Linked DNA regions of Mus musculus: region 2 is linked to region 1. The links are chromatin loops, found by intact Hi-C in ENCODE. Cell type or tissue: gastrocnemius. All regions are shown on one strand. Each heading gives the region's core, and the rest is flanking DNA. Links, peaks and the distances in the headings are about the cores only.

What was found. A loop is a pair of places that touch in the nucleus more often than their neighbours do. Peaks named below come from ENCODE experiments on the same cell type or tissue, not always from the same donor. Only the 100,000 strongest peaks of a DNase experiment are listed, where the experiment ranks them.
Region 2: it touches region 1 in a loop (2.6-fold over the local background); 19 of 42 quality-filtered maps call a loop at or near these places.

The regions. Positions count from the first base shown.
Region 1 is chr13:56,562,935-56,572,999 of GRCm38, reverse strand. No RefSeq gene overlaps it. Among named protein-coding and RNA genes, the nearest start is that of Gm32759, 18 kb to the left of the region's middle. In gastrocnemius, for the core only: no CTCF peak of the experiment used is centred there; no DNase peak of the experiment used is centred there; H3K4me3 peaks cover 284 bases; H3K27ac peaks cover 837 bases.
Region 2 is chr13:56,633,425-56,643,489 of GRCm38, reverse strand. Tgfbi (transforming growth factor, beta induced) reads right to left here. Exons shown (of 17, transcript NM_009369.5): 13 at 7,800-7,924; 14 at 6,822-6,924; 15 at 6,273-6,352; 16 at 5,445-5,469; 17 at 4,131-4,773. The coding sequence ends at 4,733. Among named protein-coding and RNA genes, the nearest start is that of Gm40961, 27 kb to the left of the region's middle. In gastrocnemius, for the core only: a CTCF peak has its summit at 1,518 (motif pointing right); no DNase peak of the experiment used is centred there; H3K27ac peaks cover 1,337 bases.

The sequences.
Region 1 (10,065 bases), core at 1,353-9,352:
TTGAGCTAACAGAAGCCAGGGGACAAGGAGGCAAGAAAGAAGGAAGGAGACAACTTTCCCTAACCCTTGATAATAGGCACCAGGAGCCAACACTCACTGTGACCTCACAGGAGTTACACCCAGGGGGACCGCTGCTCAGCCTTCAGTTTCCTCACACCCCTGTGCCTCGTGTCACTGTGGGCCACTTGACCCCTGACACTTTCCCTGTGTGTTTGGCTGACTACAGAGGATGGTGGCTTCTCTTTCCCCATCCGAACACTCCTTGCTTGACTGTCACCAACAAGGTTCACGGGAGTATGACTGGAAAAAGACAAGAGCTGCTCCAGCTGCTCACACTACTCTCAACTCCACTGCTGGGCCAGAGTTATCGATGCCACGTCCCACTCACTGCCTTGCCCAGTCCCCGACTTTCTCTAGTCTCCTTGTCTCATAGCACATGAGACATCTTTTCAAAACGACAGTTGTAGACACAGATGTGTTCTGCTCAAACATGGCCAGTGCACCACCATCACCACCACCACCATCACCACCACCACCACCACCAGGATGGAATCCCAAACCCCTCATGTGGCCCCGGGAAACCCTGTGTGGTTTTGCTCTCCGGTGCACCAATAGGTTGACCGGCCCCTTTGCATCATGATGTATAAACACTGTCAGGAGTCAAAGGTCCTGTTCTTAGAGCTCTCCTTGGACCCTGATGTGGGCCAAGGCCCTTGCCATTTGACTGGGCCAGATTCATGTCTCCTTCCCTCCAGCTTCTCTCCTAAGTAATGAGACACCGAAAAATCACCACACCACGGAGGCAACAGCTCTTTCCTGGAACACAGTTACACAGAACAGGAAGGGAATTGGACTCTCTGTCTTTTCTTTATTCCTGGTACAAAGCCCGAATACAATTTAATAAATACCTTCATAATTACAATGTGTGCCATCCAATCTAGTCAGACATCAGCTGCAGCCAGTTTCCACAAGCAGCGAGCATGTACCTTTCTTAGCCGTATCCTTCCGTTTTGACACTCCACCTCTAAATGGCTGTTAAAAACAAAATGCACGCTTTGCTTTAAAGATGATAAATCATGCTTTGACCAAGGACCAGAAAGCGCTACAATGGTTTTATTTCCTTATCTCTATTTGCCATCTTGAGTTAACAGCAATTTTTGGATGATTGTCAACTGTTCTATTGGCAGGCTGGGAGAATCTAAAGTGAGTCCAGGTCAGAAACAAATATGTTTAATTACAGGCTTCCTCCTACTGAAGTCACCCAGAGCCAACTGTCCGACATTCAGGGACAACCAGACAAGCGCAAACCAAACGCCAACCAGCAGTTCTGAGGTCATTCTCAAACTTCCATGTCACCTCCATCCCATCCCCCAAAGCTGTGGCACTAGGGTGGTATGAATAGTCACATGAAGGCTACCACCACTCATGGCCACAAAGAACATTGCTGTAATATGAGCATCGTGGCACACGCCTGCAAACCCAGCATTGGCTGAGGCCTGACAAGGACACTTGTTAGTGTAACGCTAACACGGATTATATGACAGATTTGATGCTAGCCCAGAGCTATGTTGTGAGTCCTTTTCTTAAAACCCTTAGATAATAAAAAATAAAAGTGCTATCAGTCACTGCTGCATCACCATGACCAGCAGACACAACCTCATGGAGGAAAGGCTGGTTTGGTGCCTGTTTTCTGAAGTGTTACTCCACTGGAGTGGGAAGGCACTGAGAGCTGTACTGTCCTCGAAAGCAGGAGAGGGTGGGGTGGAGTTCATGAGGTGACTTACTAGGGCACAGATAGTGGCCAGAACCAGGACATGAGCTGTATACCCTTCACACAGCTGCACCCAAGATCCACAACCTTCCATTAAAGTGCCAACAGCCGAGGGCGATGTTGGTGTCTGTAAACAGATCCATCTTCAGCACCTGACCCTGTAGGGGTGTTCTAACTGAAACTATAGCAACAGTGTTGTTGTGAACAGCCTTAATTTATACTAACACACAAGGAGGAGCCTAGAACATCTCGTAAAGCCTGCCTGGCAGGAGACCACACTACGGAACAAGGCTGTTTCAGGGCAGGCAATAGCAGGTGTGCTCACTTTGCACACTCACACAGAGCGTCTGAGGACCTGGTGTGAGTTGGTAACCCCGTCTCCTGATAACAAATTATTAAACTCAGGGATACAGAGTGAGTTGTCTAAGTTCTTAGAGCAAGGCCACAGGAGAACCAACATACAGACTAGCCAGTTCATTACAAACGGAATTTAGCCTTGGGAGAGGGGTCACCTACGTTAAAATCATGCCACGAAGTTTGTGGAAAACACCCTGACTCAACAATTCTGGAGGGTGGGGGTGGAGCCTCAGCATCCCCAGAACAATCTACAGCCTTGCTCAGCTCAGCATCCTCATCTTTCCCAGTTTTACACTCAAGTTGGGTTTCTTAGATAGGGAGGAAGTAGGGTGGTCTTACATCATCTAGCTGGTACCGGGACTGGAAAAGGTGCTTACATAGGGTGGGGACCAGGTAGAGATGAAGTATAGCAGAGGAGCCATTTTGGATGATGGAAGGAACACGCCTGTTCACGGTTTCTACGGGACTGATCAGATCTGTGGCTTGGGCTTGTCAACAGACTTTCTACAGCTCTGGGGATCAAGTAGATCTCCTCCTGGACTCGAGGAAGCAAGATGTACAATCCATGCTTTCGGTGAAGCCTGAAGGGCTGCACACCAGACAGAGGAGCCAAGCATCTCGGGGATGTCGCTCACGTTGCGTCATCTCAGTCTCTGAAGTTCTTTCCAGCTTTCCCTGGCTTGCAGGGGTGCTGAGGAACCTGGGGAGAGCGAACAGAGTTCCTTTCTGCAGTTAAAACCGCATGTTTGTGTTCTGCCTCTACAGAAAGTTTATAAATATCAGACTCACCATAGGATAAAAATGGCCAGGTCTGCTCAGTGACTGAGCCTCATGAGGGCACACGGAGCAGCTCTGGGAAGACTGATCGATCCACATGGATCTAAGTCACTGGATTTAATTAATATTCTCATTTATTCCTTCATTGCCAGCACCACTCATGGTAAAGGATGTCTCTCTCTCTCTCTTTTTAATCCCCATTGCATGTTGGTGACATCTTTGTGTCTACAGCTGAGGGGGTTTCTCTCTGGGTCTTGCTTTCCATGTCTGTTATTGGGCCAATGGCCACCTGGAAGGTTTAGAAATTAGAAATATAGTAACTAAAATTTAGAGGAAAAAAACGTGGATCGTTTTCATGATAGACACAATAGATGAGGGAGGAGACTGGCCAGGTTGGTCAAGGTACAAGCGGTCAAACTAAAGGGATGCGGGGAGGAGCCCTCATTCAAGGGGATGCAAGCAGGAGGACCCCGTTTCTCACCAGATTCCTCAAGCAGATGGACCAAAAGGGAGGGGTGAGGCTTGAAAACCTTTAGCTATCAAACCATTAAACTCCACAAAGTGGGACTGTCTCCAGCAGAGACCAGGTCGGGAGCTGTGAGGGGAGGGGGAGGGGCATTTCTGTTTACCTTTGCCCTCTTTCTCAGTGTGTTTAATTCTCTTGTTTGTTTGCTTTACGTTTTTCTTCCCATTCTTTCTTTGTTCTATGCATTTGTTCATGAGAGAAGGTCTTGCTCTCTCCAGGCCCAGAACTCACCATGCAGGCCCATCTGCCCTTGCCTCAAAATACTACTGCACAAATCAACAGCAAAGGGAGCAGGCACAGCTCTAACAGTGTTAAAGTAACTGGCAGAAAAAAAAGCACATGAGGGCAATGGAGATGAGGGAGGCATCTATGTTGTGATTAAAGATGGACAACGGACACATGCTCCATGCTGCTTCAACAACCTGCAAAGCAGACACGTTTCCACACGTTTGGAGATTTTATACAGCTTGACCAAGCAGTAGTTGCAGAAAGTTTTCTCTTGGGCTGGAGAGATGGCTCAGAGGTTAAGAGCACTGACAGCTCTTCCAGAGGTCCTGAGTTCAATTTCCAGCAACCACACAGTGGCTCATAGCCATCTATAATGAGATTTGATGCCTTCTTCTGGTGTGTTTGAAGAAGTGTACTCATACACATAAAAAAAATAATTCTTTAAAAAAAAATAAAGTGTTTTCTTCTGATAAATCATTAGGCTACCAATTTCTATCTTAGTGCACAGAACTATTTCTGGGCTGTTTCCCACAATAGTTTGGGATTCTGTATTCTGACTAGGACTATAATGACCCTTCATGGCAAGGATCAGGGATAGCACTCCATGATGTTAGAGACATAGATGCTCTCTCTCTCAATACCCCCCCCCCACACTCACACTCACACACACACACACACACACACACACTCACACTCACACCAGATACATGTATTCATCCTTCAACCTTGCCCCAGTCCAAAATGGCTGCTGTTTTGCAACCACTGAGATCCCATTCCAAGTACAGGATGGAAACACAAAGATGGGGACTCACCACCTCCATTTAAAGTCGATTTATAAGGGGTTGGAGAGATGGCCCAGGGGCTAATAGCACTTGCTGTTTGTGTTAGTTAGAGTTTTATTGCTGCGAACAGACACCATGACCAAGGTAACTCTTATAAGGACAACATTTAACTGGGGCTGGCTTACAGGTTCAGAGGTTCAGCTCATTATCATCAAGATAGGAGCATGACAGCATCCAGGCAGGCATGGTGCAGGAGGAGCTGAGAATTCTGAGTTCTGCACCTTCATCTAAAGGCTGCTAGCAGAATACTGACTTCCAGGCAGCTAGGACTAGGGTCTTAAAGCCCATGTGAAGTGGAAACTTAAGGGATATTTGGAAAGTCGGTTGGGTTGTATTTTGTTGAGGCAAACACGTGAAGGGATGTTTTGTTAAAGCAGACACAGGTGTGAAAGGCTACGGCAGCCTCATGAAGGAACATTTCGCTGAAACAGACACATGAGAGAGGATGTTCTGCTAAAGCAAGCACATGAAAGGACACGTGAAGGATTCTTTGCTAACAACACACATGCATTGGTTCACCTTACACTGTGTAGTTGAGCTGCATTTGTAGGGACTCCATAGAGAAAAACACACCAAAAAAACTTGTGGTGGTGTGCTGCAGTTTGTGGCTGCTTCCAAGGACCCGGGCTGATTGGATACACATGCTGAGGCAAGGTACATGGAAGACATGTGATGTTTGGAGGGTATAAATAGGACTCCACAGAGTGCCGGAGATAGAGCTTGGCTTGCTGGTACAGCTAGCTGTGCAACCCCTGTGGATCTCCAGTCTTCGCTGATCTTCGCTTCCCTGAGAGAGGCACAGATGAGAACTTCTCCTGGTGTTCCTGCTGTCCTCCTGCTGGCTGGAACTGAGGTTGAGGCCTGGCTGTCTCTGCTAGGCCGTGTCACCACTGTTGCTAACTCTACTGAACTGGACCGCTAGTGTATCCATGAAATGTTTGCGAGCGGATCGAGCTGCCCCTGTCTGCTAACCTGTGAACTGAACCGCTGATTTCCAGACAACACAGACAGGAGTTGCTCCAAAGAGCCTTTCCAAACAAGTCCATTTCCCCCTTATCCTTTCCTTTCCACTACCTCTGGTGGGTGGTGGGCTACAAGGAAGGTTAAAGCATTTAAGAATCGTCATTAAAAGTAAGGTATGAAAAAAGTAAAGTTATACCCATGCCCACAGTAACATACTTTCTTCAGCAAGACCACACCCACTCCAACAAGGCCACACCTACTCCAATAAGGCCACGCCCACTCCAATAAGACCACACCTCCAAATAGTGCCACTCCCTGGGCCAAACATAACACAAACCATCACACTGTTTTTTCTTAGGTCCAGCACCTACATGGGTTGGCTCACAACTGCCTGTGACTTCAGCTCCAAAGGAATCTGAAGCTCCCTCTGGCCCTGTACACACTTACACACACACACACACATACACACACATACACACACACACACACACACATACACACACACACACACACACACATATACACACACATACACACACACACATACACACACACACACATACACACACACACACTTTAAAAAGTAAAGTAAAAACACTTTATAAAACTTGCAAATACTATTTCTGCTTATGTCACACCTAACTCACAGAAGGCTGCAACTAAGTACCACACACCACACAGTGCTAGCCCAGGAAAGGATCACAACTCAAAATATGACACGCGGTTTCTGCTGAATGCATATTGCTTTTATGCCATCATAAAGTTCAGAAATCCAAGCTCAAACACTGTAAGCCACAGACTGTGTTCCTTTGCTGTGGGATGGTGTGGAATCAGATGGGCCGGGGATAAACACTGTTAATCAAGGGAGCCTTGCATCTATCCACTGCCTCTCAAGTTAGTGAGTTAGCGGCAAGGCACAGCGAGCTTCCTAAATCAAAAGCGACTGCCGGGCGGCCAGATGTTATTCCCATTGCTGCATTTTAATGTTTTCCTGGAAATGATCTCATTAGGATGGCAACGCTGTTGTCCAACTGGGCACGCTATTTATAGCCCCAGCTCCTACGCTCAGGTTTGGAATGCACCAAACTGAATATATGGCTTTGAAGGCCAAGCCCATCCCAGAGCATCCTTTGGCAGGGGCTATGATGTGTTAATTTTGACCAATGTCAAGAGGAGAATTCATATCCTGTGACACATTCGAATATATTACAAGTTGGTATTCAGGCCTAGTTCTGAGCGACACCCACAACATGATTGCCAACGTGTGAAGTCAAACACTTCACTATTCCCTTCTGAGAAAAAAAAAAAAGTGATTGCAGCTAATTATCCAGATTAAAGTTGAAAGGACTATTTAGTCAGTCATAAACAGCATCTTTCTACTTAAAAAAAAAAGGCTACAGAAGAAATATGAGAATCCTTTTGTCTGTAGTAACATCATGGGTTTCTTTATTATCTTTAAAATCAGAGGTTGAAGAGAGGCATCTAGGAAAAATGAACATTTTCAAAGAATATCAGTTTTTTATAGCTATTTAATTTTGATTTTATACATCTATCTCACAAAAACTAAGAAAGTAAACAGCAGCTATGGACACACTCATATCTATCCTTTTAATAATTTGCTGGTGTTATAACGAAATTGAACATTTAGAAAGATTTCTGTGTTGAGTATCAGTGTGTAGGAGATGAACATCTCCAGCTGTCGGGAACTACAGTGAACATTTCCAGGTTCCCTCTGCAGCCCGGGTTCTGTGTATGCTTTGTCTCTCTGTGTTGATAAGCTTTCTTTTACTGTGAGAAAGCACCTGAGAGAATCAGCTTATAGAGAAAAAAGGTTTGTTGCGGTGGGGCGGGGGGGGGGGGGGATCACAGTTTATGGTCCATGGTTCGTGTTGCTTTTGAGCCTGTGGTGAGACAGTGCATCATGGTGTAGAAGAATGAGTAAGGCTGGGGTGTAAAACACTGAAGACAGAGGAAGAGCTGGGAGTCCCACACCAAGGGCACACCCCTCAGTGCCCCACCAGGCCTTTGAACATCACCCCTCTCAGGAACAGCTTGCTCGGGAGAGAGACTTTAACACAGGAGCTTTTCAGAGCCATTCCAGATCCAAACCACAACACTGACTGAATAGAATGAGTCTCTGCTCTTATCCCCAACCTCAGCAGAGGAGAGGAAGGTGCAGGGTACCCTGTCTCTTCCCCAGCGAGGTTCTTGGGGAGTGGGCTAGGCTTGAGTCCAGGTGGACTGGCTCCTTAGCACAGTGTATGAGTTGCCCAGGGCCTGGCATGTTATGAGATGCCAGTACAGGGGGGAATGAAGGACATTTCCAGGGGGGCAGACAAGCAGATAGGAGCATCTGGGGAGCCTATTTGGACCCACATCTGCCTTAAGGTTGTCTCTGCTCTCCAGCCTTGCCCTAGGGACTGAAGGGCTTCTGGATATGGAGAAGATCTGCCAGAAATACTAAAGATTCCCAAATGTTATTTCCCCTCTAAATTTAAACAACTCAAGCCTCCCCATATCTGTCATCTATCTATATCTATCTATCTATCTATCTATCTATCTATCACCTATCTATCAATCAATAGATCATCAAGCATCTATTTAGCAGCTATCATCTATTTATCAATCTATTATCTATCATCAACCTATCTATCATCTATTAATTAATCTATCATCTAACATCTATCTCTTTCTATCATCTATCTATCATCTATCTATCTATCTATCTATCTATCTATCTATCTATCTACCTACCTATCTCTGGTCTGTGAAAACTGTTCAAGACTACCACTTTCCTTCAATATGAAGCCATAAGTTAATATCCTTCTTAAAGGGGAACAGGTGCCACAACCTATGCAGACCAGCTTTCCCCACAAAGGATAAACCGTTTCAATGGTAACACACCTGGTGTCAAAACTGCAAACTTCCACTGTCAGTAGGACCCAGAACCAGAGGATCAAGCCAGCATGACCCTTGAGAAGAGCTGATGGATCCAACTATCCCAGCAGCTTTCACAGTCCTGGGTCATTTAAGATCCTAATGTGCTACATATGTTCGAGGGCCTAGGTCCAGCCTCTGCATGCTCCTTAGTTGGTGGTTCAGTCTCTGTAAGCCCCCGTGGCCCAAGGTTAGTTGGCCCTGTGGGTCTTCTTGTGGTGTCCTTGACCCCTCCAGCTCCCTCAATCCTTCCCCCTACTCTTCCACAAGACTCCCTGAGCTCCACCTAAAGTTTGGCTGTGGGTCTCTTTTTCCATCAGCTGTTGGACGGAGCCTTTCAGATGACAGTTGTGCTAGGCTCCTGTCTGCAAGCACATCAGAGTATCATTAATAGTGTCAGGGGTTGGCTTCCTCCCATTGGGTGGGTCTCAAGTTGGGCCAGTCATTGGTTGGCCATTGCCTAAGTCTCTGCTCCATCTTCATCTCTGCACAACTTGTAATCAGGGGAAATTTTGGGTAAAGGTTTGGTGGGTGGATTGGTGTCCGACTCCCTCCACTGGAAGTCCTGTCTGCCTATAGGAAGTGGCCACTTCAGGTCGTTATCCCCCTACTATTAGGAGTCTCAGATAGGATCACTCCCATATCCTCTCAGGAGCCTCCCCTGTCCCAGATCCCTGGCTTGTCCCAGAGATGCACCCCACCCACCCACTGATTTCCCTTCTCTCTCCCAGCCCTCTTACCCCAACCCTGCTCTCCCCACATCTGATCTCAAACCCCACCCCCCCTCCTCTCCCACTCATTTCCCTCCCTCCACCCACTTCCTATGTCTGTTTTATTTCTCTTCTGAGTGAGATTCAAGCATCCTCCCTTGACCGTCATTGTGACTTAGCTTCTTTGAGTCTGTGGATTATAGCATGGTTACCTTGAACTTTATGGCTAATATTAATTTATGTGAGTATATACCATACATGTCTTTCTGGGTCTGCGTTACCTCACTCAGGATATTTTCTTTATGTGGTTTCACTAATAACTGGAGAGGGGGCTGTCTCTGACTTGAACTCTGTTGCCTACCTTTGCATCCCTTTCCCCTAGCTGGGCTGCTTTGTCTGGCCTCAGGAGGAGGGGATGTGCTTAGACCTCATGCTACTTGATGTGCTAGGATGAGTTGGTATCTAGGTGGAGGTGGTGGGGTTTTCCATTCTCTGAGGAGAAGGGGAGAGTGACTGCAATCAGGATGTAAAGTTAATTAATTAATTAATTAATTAAAAAATCCAAGCGTGTACTCCAGGGCTAGATACAGCAGCAGCAGCAGGAAGTTTCACGGTCTGCTTAATGGCGCCCACTAGTGGAGCCTTGCGCTGTGGCCAATTGTCTGGCTCAGGCATTCCAACAGAAGTTCCGTGCAGCTGGGGAAACTGAGGGAGAAGCAACAGGGGTGGCTTCTTGATACCCGGTCAAGTCCATGAGAGACATTATCTTCTATACAAAACTCTAGTTGCTCATCACATCCTGGCTCTTACTTATTTGTGCTCTGACCAAAAACAAAAACAAAAAACCCAAAAAACAAAAAAACAAAACAAAACAAAACAAAAACAACCTACCGTGACAACAGTCTAAGGAAGTATAAAAGTCTAGGCAAAATCTTAGCCCATTTTAGAGTTGTG
Region 2 (10,065 bases), core at 1,277-9,276, 71 kb before region 1:
GGGTTTCCCATCTGTTCATGCAAAACCCCTCATTTCTGCCCAGATGAGGGCTTTAATCAGAAGCCCTTCCTCTCTGCGGCTCCCAGATCTCAGAACGTCCTGCAAAAAAAACGCAGAGGAGAGGGTAGGAGGCAAGACAGAGAGGGTTCTGGGAATGTGTGAAACCCCTCCACAGAGTTAGAAAGTCAAATCACCCTAGGGCCCAGCAGGGTGGATGTTGGGGTATCCCTTACAAGAGCAAGGAGGGGATGACTAAATAGTGGTATCACTGAGAATTGCATCATGGAAACCCACCTTTGTTAACTCTCACCTCTCATATACAGCAGCACTTCTCAAGAGTATGTGCAGCTGGAGGTGGGGCAGGGGGCAGGGAGCAGCCCTGAATCCCAAGTGGCCATCTTGGGATGCTTTCCTTCCTTCTATGGGGTGTTAATAGTGTTAATAGGCTTGTTACCAGAGACCCAGGGGTCCTGCCTTGTTTTGTTCATTTCTACTCCATGATGGTCACAGGATAGTCCCTTACATTACCAATGACGGGTGCAGTCAGGCTTCTTGGGCCCTAGTGTGGCATGAGTGTGAGAGGAGAGTGTGTGCCTCTGTGTGTGTGTTGCTCTTGAGTGAGCAGCTCTCTGCCCTTGCCAGTCACGGATGGCCTGAATCGACCCTATTTGACTTCTGACTCCTGCGGGTGGGGCACTGGGCCCATCCTTCATTCCAGGGCCTTCTTTCCTGGCTCTGAAATGATCCTGAGCACATTGTTCCATTGCAGCTCCCCAAAGCCCAGCGTTGGATCATGGCGCCAGCACAAAGGTGCCTCCCTCTGGCTCCCACGGCGTTGGTATGTTGCTAGGAGCTGTGGCTGTGGCTGCTCACCAATCTCAGACCCTCAGTGGTGTGGCAGCAAACTATAGTCAAGGATGTGTGGCAGAGAGCTAGTCTTCTGGGGAAGGGTGCTCTTGGGAGAATGGGTTCCCCTTTGCCTGTGTCCTGCTTGCTCAGGGCTGACCCCCATGTTTCATTTAGCCCTGGTGCAGTGGGCAGAGAAAGCAGAGAAGTCCACAGTGTGAGCTTTGAAGCTGAGATGTGGGATACTGGTTTCCCATTCTCATCTTCCATTTCTGTAGCAATGGGTGAAAAATCTCCATTGCGGCTCCCTACGCACGGCCTTGCAGAAGAAAGCTAATGAATGCAAGACTTCAGCTTAGCGCCGTGGGCCCTCTTCAGCCAACAGAAAGACTGTCTGCTCTGTTGGCCAGTGAAGCCAGATTTAGGCAGTCGCTGACCATTGGGGGTTTCTTGCCCCAGATGGTGATGGCCTTTGCTTTCCTCTCTGTAATCCCAGAAACCAGCAACAAGAGGCAGAGCCACCTTCTGCTTCATGCTCTTCTCTCCCTAGATTAAGGCTCAGGAGGCAGGACTCAGGTGAGACCTGGGCAACCTCTAACCCATTTGGGCTGCTCTTGATCTTGGATGGGGCGCAACCCCAGGAAAGCCCCAGAAGCAGACTTCTCAGCCCCAGGAGACCTCCAGATGGCAGCACAGGTTAAAGCTTAGCCTGAGCCTTTAGGAGAACCAGCACTTGGGCATTGTGCTGAAAGGGCTCTACCTCAGATCCCCACAGAGGGCTGGGAAGGGAGACTGCCTATGGTTTTGAGCCACAGGAAGACTGCAGGGAGAGTTAGAGAAGAGCAGAATCCCTCTTTGGAAGGACTGAGGCAGAGATGTGGAGAAGGCGAATGGAGAAAAGATGGGGGAATGCCTTAAACCCAGGCTGGCCTTGGCTCTTTTTAAGGAATCCTCCTGTAGGAGTTTTAAGAGATTTGTTTTTATTATTTTCTGTGTGTGTTTGTATGTGCACCAAATGTGTACATGGTGCCCATGGGGGGTGGGTCAGAAGAGGACACCAGATTTCCCATAGAACTGGAATTATAGATGGTTGTGAGCCACCACGCAGGAGCTGGAAACCCAAACTCTGTAAGAGTACCAGTGTACTAGACTGCTGACCACCTCCTCAGCACAGAGCTTTATTTAAAATTTAAAGGGCTTTGAGAGTTAGGGAAGTCGCCCCTTCTAGTTCTGCTGTAGCCTTGGGCATCGTGTGTGAAACGCAATGGCCTGACATCCAATGTGAGCATGGTCATGACAGTGCAGACCAGAAGACTGCCCAGGCACCAGATGAGCGGGTCTGAGCTCATCAGGGAAAGCAGTGGGACTGGACACACACACGAGGCTGTGTGTCACCTCTCATCACACTGTCTCCTCAAGCTCCGAGCTCCAACCTTCACTCTGCCGTTGGTCATCTCAGCTCCTCTCTGGACCACCCATTTCTGGATGTAGTGGCTGTTCTAGGCTATTAATTTGTCTCATCCCCCTATGATGGTTTGTATATGCTCGGCCCAGAGAGTGGCACTATTAGAAGGCATGGCCTTTTTGGAGTAGGTGTGTCACTGTGGGTGTGGGCTTTAAGACCCTCATGCTAGCTGCCTAGAAGCCAGTATTCTGCTAGCAGCCTTCAGATGAAGATGTGGAACTCTCAGCTCCTCCTGCACCGTGTCTGCCTGGATGCTGCCATGTTCTCACCTTCATGACAATGGACTGAACCTTTGATCCTGTAAGCCACCCCCAATTAAATGTTGTCCTTATAAGGGTTGTCTTGGTCATGGTGTCTGTTCACAGCAGTAAAACCCTAGGACACCTCCATTTCCTCAGGTTCCTTTGTTAATGAACACTAGAGCCATTAGCTGAGCAACCATTTGCTGCTCCACTCACCGGGAAAGTTCATGACCACCAAGATACATCTGTTACCCAGGACCTAAGATGAGTATGTGTGAGACCCTCAAAAGATACCTGTGTATATGAGGAATGAGTGGGGTTTTTTTGAAAAAGGGATTTATTAATTGTGTGCATGTATGTGGGGGTATGCATATATGACCACTGAGGACAGAAGAAGGCATGAGACCCCTGGTTCTGGAGTTGTGGGTGGTTGTGACCTTCAGGGCATGGGTGCTGGGAATGCAACTCAGGTTCTTTTGTGAGAGCAGCACACCCTTCTAAGCATAGCCATCTATCCATCCCCCCAGATGATCAATTTTAATGCACTGATATAATATCTGTCTTCCTCTAGACTCAAAGCTATGTAAGGAGACTTCTTGCCTTGTCCATCACCCTAGTCCCAGAATTGACTGGTGCTATGCTTTAACTACGCATGTGTGTGTGTGTGTGTGTGTGTGTGTGTGTGCATGTGTATGTGTGCGTGTGTGTATATGTATGTGTGTATGTGTGTGTGTGTTGTATCTGTGTCTCATTCTCCAGTAATACAGCTGCCTTCAGGAAAGACCCAAGTGAAATATGGACCAAGGATCATGGGCATCTTAGAAGACATGATAACAAGGATGTAACACTGTACAGAACTCTATAGACCATGTCTTCTATTACCCTCATATCTGCAAACACCAGGAAGCAGGTCACCATCTGTTACATAGAAGGCCTTTGATGTTAAGTCACTACCACAGCCATATAGCATTGACCCCAGAGTGCTGAGCACAGTCTAGATGCCATACGTTGAGGGAGCAGGAGAGAAACTTACATATGGTTTGGCCCAGGAAGCAGAGCCTGGGAAGACTAGCTCTCTTGTCGGGTGTTGGTCTCTGGGAGCCAGGAGATAGGCTCCAGCCTCAGTTTGTTTGTTTTTGTTTGTTTGTTTGTTTGTTTTGTTTTATTTTATTTTTTTTGGTTGTTGTTGTTACTAATATTCTCCCTTCCTTGAATGTCCCTCTCATCCCTTGTATGACAATCTATATTGGCAAGACTAAGCTGTCAAAAGCCCAACCCAAGATCACATCTCATTCCTGGAAGGAAGGAGTAGGAGTTTCAGGGTAACAAGAGGGTACAGTATTGGGTTGACATGAAAACCGAAGACACTGGACTAGGTGAAAACACGTCCAAACAGGGTTAGGTTCACATTGTCATAAGCTGTGTGGGCATCCAACGGCCTCTTGCTGAAACTATTCCAAATAACCACTCTCAGGGGTCCCTGCTGACCGGCTCTTGGGAAGACTTGGGGGATGAAACAGCTTGCAGGCAGGCACCGAGGAGCAGAACCTATCCCCAGCACGCAGCTAGCACACAGGTGTTTGTTTCTTTGGTTTTATTATTACAAATGCACCATGGGTCCCTCACACTCAGGGAATCTGGATTCTACATGTTCTTCTTACCCTTTCTACCTGGGCAGGGCCAATATAGAAGCATCCAAACCATGTGTGGACACAAGACATACTTGACAGAAACAGTTCAACTCATAGCTTATAGTGATGCCGTTTCTCCAGCGGTACAAGAGCTTTACAGAACCATGCCAAGGCTTTCCAGAATGCCGGACTGCTTGATTCACATTTGTGAGCTCCAAGATGCCGTAGTTCCCCTTTATCCAGGCCCTTGGCACAGTCAGGAAATTCCATGCTTTCGAGAGGTCCTTTCGGGAATTTGGTGCCAAGCTATGACTGCCAGATCTGTATATTCAATGGGTTAACAACCACGTTTGGAGGGATCGAAAGCTAAAAAGAACCTTTCTCCCCTTAACCCCTTCCCTACCCGTCCAAGGCTCAGATCTCAATATGGTGCAGCCCATGTATGTTGAAGTGTGCTCTTTGGTTTCAAAAACATTCAATGGTCTCTTTGGCAAACTGAGAGAAACTGGCGGGAAGCTGCTGCAGGGCTCTCCTCCTCGGTCTTCCTGCTAATGCTTCATCCTCTCCAGTAACCGCTGATAGACAGGGGCTGAAAACATGAGATGCACGAAAGCCAGTGAGGTGCGGGTGCCCCACTGTCTGTCGAGGACTCTTATTTAGTCTTTCAGTCTTGGTACTAGGGGAATGAACCCAGAGCGGCATGCATGCCAGACAAAGGCGATTGTCAACACCCCTTTCCCACTTATTTATGAGGTCTCACTAGACTGATCAGCTCTGTACACATCCCATAGCCTATCTAGGCCTACAGCTTGCAATCCTCCTGCCTCAGATCGCCAAGGAGTTAGGATTGTGTACCATCAGGCCCAGCTTCAGAATCTCAGGCACAGAAGCCACGTGGCTTCCCTCTGCCATGTTCCCCAGTTCCTGTACACAGCAGGGGCTTTGGGGGATGGTAGAATTCCTCATCTTACAGTGTGGAGTGATATCCTCAGAGCAGGCACCTGCCAAGCCCTGTGCAGTCTTCCCAGGCTCCCTGAGCCCCATGTCACACCCACCCTAAGAGGCTGTTACTCCACTATTTCCATGTTACAGAGAGGGAAACTCCATTCTCTGTCTGACCCCCGTTTACCCTGCTCCTCTGACCTGGAAGCCAAGCTTGTTTTACTGTGTGCCATGTTTCGATCTGTACACAACAGATTGCAGGCTTGGGTCTGCTGGGGACTCACTAGCTCAGATGGGACTGTAAAGTTAGACACTTACCAAGTCGCACAGACCTCTGGGCAGCCTAAGGAACAAATAAACACAAGAGTGGGTCAGGGTTTCTTTTGTTTTCTTCTTCCCTCCTCCTCTGTCTCTCCCTCTCTCCTTCCCTTCCCCCTGGCTGGTCTGGAACTTGACATGTAGACCAAGCTGGCCTGGAACTTGTAGCAGTCATCTGGAGTGGGACTGTAGCTGTGCTATGCCACCCTGAGTTGTCAGGTTTCTTAGTACATATTGTCACAGAACCTGCATATGGAGGCGCCTTGCACTTTACCGTTCCCACTTAAAACAAATGCTGAGGTAGAGGAGAGAAGGGGGAAACTTGAGCCCACAGGCTCCAAAGAGCCCCCCAGGGAGTGTCCCTTGGGTGCATGAGCCCCCTTTCAAATGGGGACTTATGTAGAAGGTAGACATCCCTGGGGGAACCCCAAGCTAAGCTTCTTCACTGAGACCAGAGCTGGGAGCTGGTGTGCCAGCTGAAACATCTCCCAAGAGTAGGAGCTCAGCCTTTCTGGAAGAGATCTCTGTCCAAAAGTGGATTGCCCATGTTACCACTCTGGCGTCTGGGGTCAGGACTCTACCCTGAAACCTCTTCTCTAGAAACCAAAGCTTTAGTAAGCTCTAACAGGCTTGGCCTGACCCAACTCCACACACACTGAAGTAACCAAGACATTGCAGAAGATAGGTTAGCCTTGGAAAACAAATGACTAATTCAGACAGCCAGGACAGCCAGAAAGCCACAGCATGGACTCAGGGTGACTGCCCCCATTGGTGAGGTAGATCCTAGGGCCGCTTTCCTCAGCTGTGGCCCACTGGTGGAACACATACCCTGGAATACGCTGACGCCTGTTTGAAGATTTCAAGGGCAGAGTCTGCCAGCTCATCTCCTCGTTCTTGTGGTCGGTTGGCTAGAGAGAAAGGAAAAACAGCCTGCCACCGGCATCTCAATGGACACATAGCCACGCATGGTCTGCCACCACTGTCCCAGGTATACACACAACATCCGGGCCTTTTCTGCCACCAGCATCCACACAAATATTCATACTGGATAATGTCAGAGTTGGGGTAAGACAGCAGTATGCCTCAAGTTCTGTAGCATGTCATCTTAAAACCACAGTCCTGGGTTGGCAAAATGGCTCAGCAGGTAAGCACTGACTGCTCTTCCAAAGGTCCTGAGTTCAATTCCCAGCAACCACATGGTGCCTCACAACCACCTGTAATGAGATCTGACACCCTCTTCTGGTGTGTCTGAAGACAGCTACAGTGTACTTAATTATAATAATAAATAAATTTAAAAAAACACACAGTCCCTGATTCACTTCTCAGTGAGCCACACTCATGGGCAGTGTTAGGTTAGGACCACACAGAGGACCTCACCTGGCGGCTGCAGAACAGTGTTGATGGCATAGACCACACCGTTTGTGGCCATGATGTCGGTTTCGGCAACAGGCTCCTTATTGACACTCACTACATTGTTTTTCTAAGAGAAAAGACAACCGTTGTTAAATGCAGAGCTCTCTGGCTCCATGTACTCTGTGGGCATCCGCTGACTGTGAACCTATTTGGTGAGTAAGTAGCCAGGCTTCGCTGGTGAGCAGCCGCCCTTGCCCTCTGCAGACTTCTCCTGCCTTATGTAGGCTCAGCACAGTGCAATTAGCTGGATTCTTACCCTCAACGCAATGGGGGGCAAGGAGACTGTCTCTTAACAGAAATAGGAGCTGAGGTGCAAGAGAGGCCATAAAACCCCTTGAAGCTACATAGGTGGGAAGGCGCCCTCAGGGTGAATGTTTTCTTGAACAGCCCATGTGCCTGTGACAGACAGGCTCTCAACACCTGAAATGCAGTCCCGAAAGACCTTCAGTAACTTTAAGTTAAACAGATCTCTCCCTGTCTTCCTCCCACCTGCCATGTCTTCCCATGTTCCCCTGGGAACTGGTGAGCAGGGGACAGCAAAGATCCAGAGAAAGGAACAGAGAACCACAGCCAGCTCCTATCCACATGGGGTCCTGCTGAGTCAGGCTGGCTCTTTCCAGGTAGGAACCCTCTGAACACAGCTCTAAAGTTGAGTGGTACCCAGTGAGAGATGCTCCCAGAGCAGCATCAGCATGGGAGGACCTCTTAAGTCAGCATGGGAGGACCCCTTAAGTCAGCATGGGAGTGCCTCTTAAGATGCAGCATGGGAGGACCTCTTAAGATGCAGCATGGGAGGACCTCTTAAGATGCAGCTCATGCAAGAGCTTGATGAGTGCCTGGGTTTGGGACTGGATCTGGGGGAGAAGATAGGAGACTGCTCTCTTGAGATGAGTATCTACTTCCTACTTTCTAAAGCGCCTCTACACAATCCATATCACCCACCGAGCTGACTTCCAGTTTGTCCCCTTGGAGAGACTTCAGCCGCACCAGGGCCCCGATGCCTCCGCTAACCAGGATTTCATCACCAATGTGGTACTTCAGGATGTTGGTAAGTTCCTTGGCATTTGCTGTAAGATTGAGGAGGGAGGAGACACTGTTAAGCCCAAGAGCGGTGACCGATGAGGCTCTGGAACAAGAGAAGACACCTGTGGTTTCTGCAGAACAGGATGACTTGCTGAACAAGCAGAAATGCTCACTGAGTACCTACTGTGTATACAGCCCAGGACCTACCATCTGCTTAACGGTGAGCAGATGACCATGACTGTGACATGGCCCTGTAGCCAGCAGGTTAAGCAAGGCTCCGTGGTGGCTAAGAAGGAGTTAATCCATACTCCTCTCTGAGTATGAGTCATGTTTCCATGAGCTAAATATTTGCCTGGAAAGCCAGGGACCTTTCCAGCATCAGCATCTGGGACCCTTCACCATTTGACGTGGCTCCCGCCGACTATAACACAGTAGTGAAATATTTACACATTATGCCCTCAAGTGCATTTTCGGCTGGAGATAGCTATTTCCTTGAGGGAGAACTTGGAAGATTGAACAGCTGTGCTTCGGAGGAGCCGTGGAGCCGATGAGGTCAGGGCTGAAGCAGTTCCCTGAGCAGCACCCCCCCCACACACACACACACCTTCCTGTGTGCACATCCTTCCAGGCCACATCCACTTCTCTGCCAACTGGGGCAGGCATTGATGCCTTTCCTGAGTTACATGAGAGACTGAACCTAAACCTGCCAGCTCCCCCACCCCCCACCCCCTGGTTTCGGATCCTCCCCGAGCCAGCCAAAAGCTGATTTCTCCAGGGCTTAAGTGGCTATTCCCTGGGTCATGAAACTCAAAGGAAAATTTAAAGCATTTTAGAAAGTTCTGGTTACTGACACATCTATAGAGAGCTAAGGAGTAGAGCCACCAATACTAAGGAACTCCCTGGCATCTACATGGAAGCTGGTAAGGGATCGCCTTCTATAAAAATATGGCCCACAGCATGGTGCAAAAAGAAGGCAACCCCCTAGATCCAGGGCCTCCTGTCCAGACTTTCAACACCAGGGTCATCCTTCCTTCCCCAGGCATCATTTCCTCTAGCCACAGGGACTTTGGGGCTGTTTGAGGAACTTTCTCCACACCCCTCCTCCACTCTCACACAACTGACAAGGGAGGGAATTTGAGCCGGCACAAGCCACCTGGGGAATATTCTATTCTTACAGGGCTGAGAGACGGAAGGGAAGTTTATGTTCAGCGTGAACTTCTCCCCTTTTCCAAGGACCTGCGTCAGCACCACAGACACAGGCATTTGCTTGGCCGTAAAGAAAATTAAACAGGACACAAATTTAGCTCCTTGCTGACTGCAACCTGAGCCTTCTATTCTTCTGGAAAGGATGGATAAACAGTGTTTGCTCTAAGGCTGGCTACACTGCTTCCTCCCCTTGCTCGCCTTTCTGGAAGGGTGTGCACGCATCAGAGCTCAAGCCCATCCTCCATCCCCCTCACTGTCCATCCCCCTCACTGTCATTGCCACTATCGATGGAGCATGTGTGTCTTGTCCTGTGTGCACATTCTGTTTGTATCACAGTGAGCCGGGGACCCTTGCCAACCTCATTTAAAAAAAATTGGGAAACTGAGGCTCAGCAGCTCAACCAGAGCTCACTCACTTTCTTAGCCACCATCCTCAGCTAAGTTCCTCTCGGGAGGCTTTTTTTTTTTTTTTTTTTTTTAAATCTCTGAGGACATTTAATGCAAGTGAATAGTTTCATTATCACAGATCCCCAGTGGGAAGCACACCTCAGGGACTGGACTGATTATCATTGGCCTAATTTCCTTTGCTTGGCACTGGGCCCAAGGAATCAAAATGGTATCATCTCTGCCCTCTTATAACCGGGTGAAAGTCAACTGGCTCAAGGAAGGAGGAAGCAAGGAAGGAAGGAGAAAAGAAGGAAGAAAGGAAAGAAGGAAGGAGGCAAGGAAGGAGGAAGGAAAGAAGGAAGGAAGGAAGGAAGGAAGGAAGGAAGGAAGGAAGGAAGAAGGAAGGGGGAAGGAAGCAAGGAAAGAAGGAAGCAAGGAAGAAGGAAGGAATAAAGAAGGAAGTGAGAAGGAAGGAAGGAAGAAATAAAGAAAGAAGGAAGGAAGGAAAGAAAGAAGGAAGGGGGAAGGAAGCAAGGAAAGAAGGAAGGAATAAAGAAGGAAGTGAGAAGGAAGGAAGGAAGAAATAAAGAAGG